Regions from separate parts of the Homo sapiens genome. Here region 2 is linked to region 1. Evidence: chromatin contacts called from ENCODE Hi-C or POLR2A ChIA-PET data. All regions are on one chromosome and are shown on one strand. The core of a region is the stretch at or near the end of the contact, and the rest is flanking DNA. Distances in the headings are between cores, read along the strand shown. Region 1 overlaps LINC01237 (long intergenic non-protein coding RNA 1237). Region 2 overlaps LINC01237 (long intergenic non-protein coding RNA 1237).

Region 1 (2,969 bases), core at 269-2,768:
GGTACCCCACCATGATGGAAACTTCGACCAGCTCTGCATTTGCTGCTGTTCTAATCCTTACAGGAGAGATAGGCAGGTGCCGCAGGTTCTGCACACCCGGGCTCCTTGACGTTTGGACAGACTCAGTTCTGATTGAGGTCTGAAGAGCCTTTTGTTGAATCTCTTTCGAATAAGTAAAAGATATTTTCGGCCAGGTATGGTGGCTCACACCTGTAATCCCAGCACTTTGGGAGGCCGAGGTGGGCAGATCATGACGTCATGAGATCGAGACCATCCTGGCCAACATGGTGAAACCCCGTCTCTACTAAAAATACAAAAATTACCTGGGCATGGTGGCACACGCCTGTAGTACCAGCTACTCAGGAAGCTGAGGCAGGAGAATAGCTTGAACCCGGGAGGCAGAGGTTGCAGTGAGTCAAGATGGCACCATTGTACTCCAGCCTGGCAACAGAGTGAGACTCTGTCTCAAAAAAAAAATAAAAAATAAAAAATATTTTCAGCATCAAAACCTGTAAAGCCAGACATTGTAGATGTTCAGCTCAGCTGAACTGGAGAAAACAGAAGTTTATTTTCCAGAAGTGGAAAATATCAAGATTCTGTGGATCCCAGGCTGGGACCTGGGGCGTATTCACTGTGTAGATGTAACCGAGCAGAGGAGCCAGGAGAGCTGTGCCCTCAGCCCCTACTCGGAGATGCACTCACAGAATCTCATTGAACCAAAAGAGCATTCAGTGAGAAAAGGAATCCAGCTCGATCAGCGTCTGCTCTGCATTCCGTTCACGCTGTTCCTTTGAGCAGAAAGGAATTTAAATGCCTAAAATAAACAGCATTTTATGACTGTCTTTATCTCACTCTCTCTGCTTGTGTGTAACATTTGTCATCATAAACTCAAAAGTAAAATGAATACATTTTTTCAAAATACCTGTCTTTGGTTTCAAAACTAGCTTTGGGAATGTTTTAATGAGTTGTTTTCTCTCTAGAATGTTCCCTTGGTGTGTTTGGTCTGCAGAGTAGCTTCAGAATGAATTTCTCTCTCTCCTTTTGAAAGAACTTCAACCAAAAGATTTGTTTCTGCCGTTAAACCAGGCACTGGAGTTCAGCTGACATCAGCTAATTAAAGCCCTGCTCAGATGCCTAGCCACACCCCGTTCCACATCCTCCTGTTCTGGGGCAGACACAGAGGCCAAGTGTTGGCCACTCAGAGGCTGTGAAGCTTTCCCAACAAGGGAGCAGGCGTCCCTGACCAGGGAGGATTAGAGGGGGCTGGGCATTCTTGGGGCTGGGCATGAGCTGGGCAAAGCTCAGAGGAAGAGTGGCCTGTGCTCCTCCGGGTGGAGGAGGACCAGCTGAGTCTGATGTCTGCTTCTGAAACCCTTACTGTGGTCAGTTCTGTCCACCTGCTGAGGCCAAGGCACTGGGTTTTGTCATCCTGAAGCCCCTCCCGCGTAGCAGCCGCTCCTGGGCCTGCATCCTGGGTCATCCCGTTCCCCTACGGGCATGGCGGCTACCTGTGAGTCACAGGGCAGCCTGGACCCGGGACCTTGCTAAATAAAGCTGCTGGTTCCAGCCAAGGCATGGCCTTCTGGAGGGATGGGCCCGTGGGAAGGCTGCCTGGTTGGAAGGCGCAAGGTTAGCGGCGACCCCTGTCCCAGGGAGGCTGAGATGTGCTGGAACAGGATGCTGCCCTGGCTACCTCCGCGGCCCTGGACAACCGTAAAGGCTGGAACTCTCCACGCCGGACGAAAAGGGCCGGGCTGATGTGAGGACAGCACGGCCAGGGCCTTCGTGGGTCTCGGGGCTGAGATAGCCGGCAGGGCCAGCCCAGTGCATTCCACCTAGAGCCGCACAGCGCCGTCCTGCACATGGAGCTAGGCAGGACGGGGGACTCCCGGGTGGGGCGCTCTACTCCCCGTGCAGAACCTCTCACCTCACAAGGCTCTGAGAAAGTCAACTCTATAAAGGCTGGGTCCCGAGAGCTCTGGAAAGCCCCGTAAACCACCACCCCCAAACCCCGCCCCAGGCCAAGGTTTCCAGGAAGGGGAAGGGTCCAGGAGGGGAAGAGGCAACGTGCCCACAACCCTCCCAGGATACTAATTCCCAAGCAGGTCCCTGCAACTGTACATTTAAGTTGAGGGGTCAGGGGGCTGGAGGGGAGGGGCACCACCAGCCAGGCACCACCTGCCCACTCCCCACTCAGCCTAGCTGCTGTCTGAGGTCTGTGGCCGCAGCCTTTGTGAGAGCCAGAGTGGTCTGCACTGGGGGTTAGAGATGGAGGCTTTATCAGGTCATGGGTCAACTTAGTGTCAGGGAGACTTTTCAAGGGGGGCTGTGCAGTCCACCAGGGCACCTGGCGCCCGAGGCCTCTCTGGGGTACTCACGGCGGTGGATCTCCACCAGGACCACTCCCACAGGGGCTCCAGAGCACTGCCATTCCGGGCCTGTCCCCTCTGCACTCGCTGGGCCGCTTCCAGAAGGAAACACTGTCCCTCACCCACTACTGAGCAGGGGATGAGTGAGGCCCCCTCCTGAGGGGCCAAGGGGCTTCTGCTCTCAGCACCCAGAGGCGCAGGGTTGCGGCATCAAGGGGCTTCAGTTGTGGGCACCTACTCTGAGTTCTCTACGCCTCCTGACCGATGTTAGGAGGGTCCCTTTGTCCCTTCCCTGGCCCCAAGCTAGAAGCAGCCATGTCTGCAGGGAGCTTTGCTTCCTCCCAGGGAGGAACAAATTCACAGAAGGTGCCTGGACTCAGCTTGCTTGGTGAGCCACTGTTTCTTTCCTGCATTGGTACCGAGACTTCCAGCTCAGCCTCAGGACTACAGGCATTTTCTTAACCTCATCAACTGCGATCCGTCCGGCCTTCTCTGCCTTCTCCAGTCCCCGAGAACCCCAGGGGCCAGTGGTGTCTGCTCCACCTCACCAACCACAGGCCAGTGCCCACCTGAGTGCGGCGGCCTGGGCCTGGGATTGGA
Region 2 (2,969 bases), core at 274-2,773, 53 kb before region 1:
CATGTGGAGATGCTGGTGTTGGGTGGAGGAGGAGCCCTGAGCCAGGGAGCGGCTCCTCAGTAGGCACGTGGGGAACACGCCCTCCCAAGCACCAGAACCACACAAGGCTGCACCGAGACCGGGGTGCGAGACCCTGTGCCAGGCGAGTGCCTGGTTTCCACAAACGCAGAGCAGAGCGTCCCCACGCCTCGGCAGTCTCCTTGCTGAGGGTGCTTCTTCCCTACTGGAGGAGGGAATCCCGCTTCCCCGATGGGACCGCCTTCGCCCAGGGAGCTCCTGGGAGGAGTCCGTCCCGAGTTATCCTGACCCTCTCCTCCTGCCATTGATGTGTGTGGTGATCGGAGCATGAGGCAATGCTGTAGCAGGGCAGGCTGCCTTCCGGGGTAAAGGAAGGTAACCTGGTCTCCCGGGCAGCTGGGCAGCTCGCGTTCCCTTTCCCACATCTTTTAAAGTGAATCAAAGAGAAACAAAGTAATCTTTCAGTCATTTTCTTCCAGACCGCAAGAACAAGAAATAATGTTTGAAAAATGGAAGGGAGCATGTGATCTCTATTCTCACTAAGCAGAACTTCATGGAAATACTGTTCATCGCATAACGATGGATCTTCACTTGCTTATCATTGGATTTTGCCTTGTGTCTCCACTTATTAACTACACAGGCTCAGCAAGTTTTCAGTCTTTATAAAATTGTGCTAACCGTGGGTTGCTGTCATCTTTGGTAACTTTGGAGAAAGGTCTTACTGCGTGTTCTCACCTTTCTGAAGAGCCCTCATGGGGTCCAGCCCATGAGGCGTCCCAACAGGAAAGGGGGTTTGCAGTGAGCCCTGGTTCCACCACAGCTGTTAGAGAGAGTTTGTGCCCCATGCCCAGCTCCCAAAATCCACTTCATCCCCGGAACAGTGCAAGGATAGGAGGTGTGGGGGTGGGTGGGGTCAGAGTCCACCCCCCCGCTCCTGTCCACCCGGATCCCGGTCAGTCATTCTGGGTTCTTTATGGCCTTCAGGGCCATTCCCACTGCTTGACAGCTGCCTTGGGTCTCAGATAAATGTGTCTTTCTTTCCTTTGCCTAACAGCTGCGGCTTTATCTAGCCAGCATATTTATGGAGCATCAATCATGAATGTAAAAGGTGGACAGCTTTGACTGTACATATGGTTGTAGAATATTGGAGAAGAGAGAAAGTCAGCCAATAGGAATTATTGACAGGACTGCACACATAATTTGCAGCTTTCACAAAATATCAATTAAGCCACATGATGGTTTCATCCCTGGGCAGAGACGAAAGCCCGGCAGGTGAGCAGGAGCGAGACAGAGCACCACGGGCCACGTGAGGCCAGGGCACCGCCTGTGAGCAGGAGAGAGACAGAGAACCACGGGGCACGTGAGGCCGGGGCACTGCCCATGAGCAGCAGAGAGACAGAGAACCACGGGGCACGTGAGGCCAGGGCATCGCCCGTGAGCAGGAGAGAGACAGAGAACCACGGGGCACGTGAGGCCGGGGCACTGCCCATGAGCAGGAGCGAGACAGAGCACCACGGGGCACGTGAGGCCAGGGCACCGCCTGTGAGCAGGAGAGAGACAGAGAACCACGGGGCACGTGAGGCCGGGGCACTGCCCATGAGCAGGAGAGAGACAGAGAACCACGGGGCACGTGAGGCCGGGGCACTTCCTGTGAGCAGGAGAGAGACAGAGAACCACGGGGCACGTGAGGCCGGGGCACTGCCCATGAGCAGGAGCGAGACAGAGAACCACGGGGCACGTGAGGCCGGGGCACTTCCTGTGAGCAGGAGAGAGACAGAGAACCACGGGGCACGTGAGGCCGGGGCACCGCCCGTGAGCAGGAGTGAGACAGAGAACCACGAGGCACGTGAGGCCAGGGCATCGCCCGTGAGCAGGAGTGAGACAGAGAACCACGAAGCATATGAGGCCGGGGCACCACCCGTGAAGTCACAGTCACACGTCAGCTGGTGGCACCCAAAGTGTGCAGAGGATGCCACACCCTCAGAGCCTCTTTCTGAGTCGTCCCCTCTGGGAAATCTTTAAAACAAACTGAGCCTGGCACAGCAGGAGAGCTACAATACGTTAAATTTTGGATACAGATCCAGCTACTACAAAAAAAGGAATTTTTTTCTTCAACTTCCTTAGGCAGCATCTAAAGAATCAAAATCAGATTCACCTGTTAGGCTGACAAAAAAAAAAATTGTAAGTGAAAATAGCCAGACACAAAACGTGCATGTGTGTGCACGTGTGCACGTGTGTGTGTGTGTGTCTATACACATACACACGTGTAGACTTCTGATGGAAACTAAGGCTGTGCAGGCAGAAGTGACTGGATAAAGTTTTATTGGAAGCTGAACATGGGGATCCACTTGGGAAGACGCCCACAGAACTGAGCATGTTCTGGGGTCGGCTACTAGGTGGAAGACTTTCTGGAAAAGTTTAGGAGAAGGGAGGGGACTCCTCACAACAGAGGCATCCTTCTCATGGGGGGACAGGTTGGAGGGCACAGCCAGTGCACACAGATCATACCGTGAGGGCTAAAACGTCTCCATGCAAGGCAATCAGAAAGCTTCATGATTCCGAAACAAACCAGCAAAGCTTCGTGATTCAGAAGCAAGTCAGCAGAATGTCATGACACAGAATCAGATCAACATTTCACGGTTCAGAAACAAATCGGCATCCTTTCAGTGTCAGTGGGTGCCGATCAGTGCGTCAACAGCCGGAGAAGCTGATGGTGAGATTCTCCACTCAGGGGCAGGGTGTGCCCACGAGTCACAGACGTCTCCAAAGCCAGTTAATTTGGAAGCAGGTTTATGTTTAAACTGCCAAATGTGACCTAAAGGTTACCAAGACCCCCTCTCTCCTCTCTGTCTCTCTCTCTCTCACACACACACACACACACACGCCATCTTACATACTCTATGATTCCACTTATAAGATTTTGTCACCCCAGGCTTGGGCCTGAGTCCCTC

The links. A loop is a pair of places that touch in the nucleus more often than their neighbours do. ChIA-PET counts read pairs that join two places held with the same protein, here RNA polymerase II (POLR2A).
Region 2: a loop to region 1 is called in a map with no recorded cell type, with 5 times the contacts of the local background. The contact joins two enhancer-like sites. A Hi-C loop is called at or near these places in 1 of 37 single-sample maps with no recorded cell type. POLR2A ChIA-PET finds 5 or more read pairs at or near these places in 1 of 52 experiments (HEK293).

Annotation. Positions count from the first base shown.
Region 1 is chr2:241,931,565-241,934,533 of GRCh38, reverse strand. The region is part of intron 2 of LINC01237 (long intergenic non-protein coding RNA 1237); the gene reads right to left. Among named protein-coding and RNA genes, the nearest start is that of FAM240C, 33 kb to the right of the region's middle. Within about 2 kb of position 1,518, at least 11 of the 41 ENCODE cell types and tissues checked have a DNase peak (open chromatin) inside an H3K27ac peak, as active enhancers do.
Region 2 is chr2:241,984,210-241,987,178 of GRCh38, reverse strand. All of the region lies in intron 3 of LINC01237 (long intergenic non-protein coding RNA 1237), which reads right to left. Among named protein-coding and RNA genes, the nearest start is that of LINC01238, 15 kb to the right of the region's middle. RefSeq lists an enhancer at 1,637-2,173. Within about 2 kb of position 1,523, at least 6 of the 41 ENCODE cell types and tissues checked have a DNase peak (open chromatin) inside an H3K27ac peak, as active enhancers do.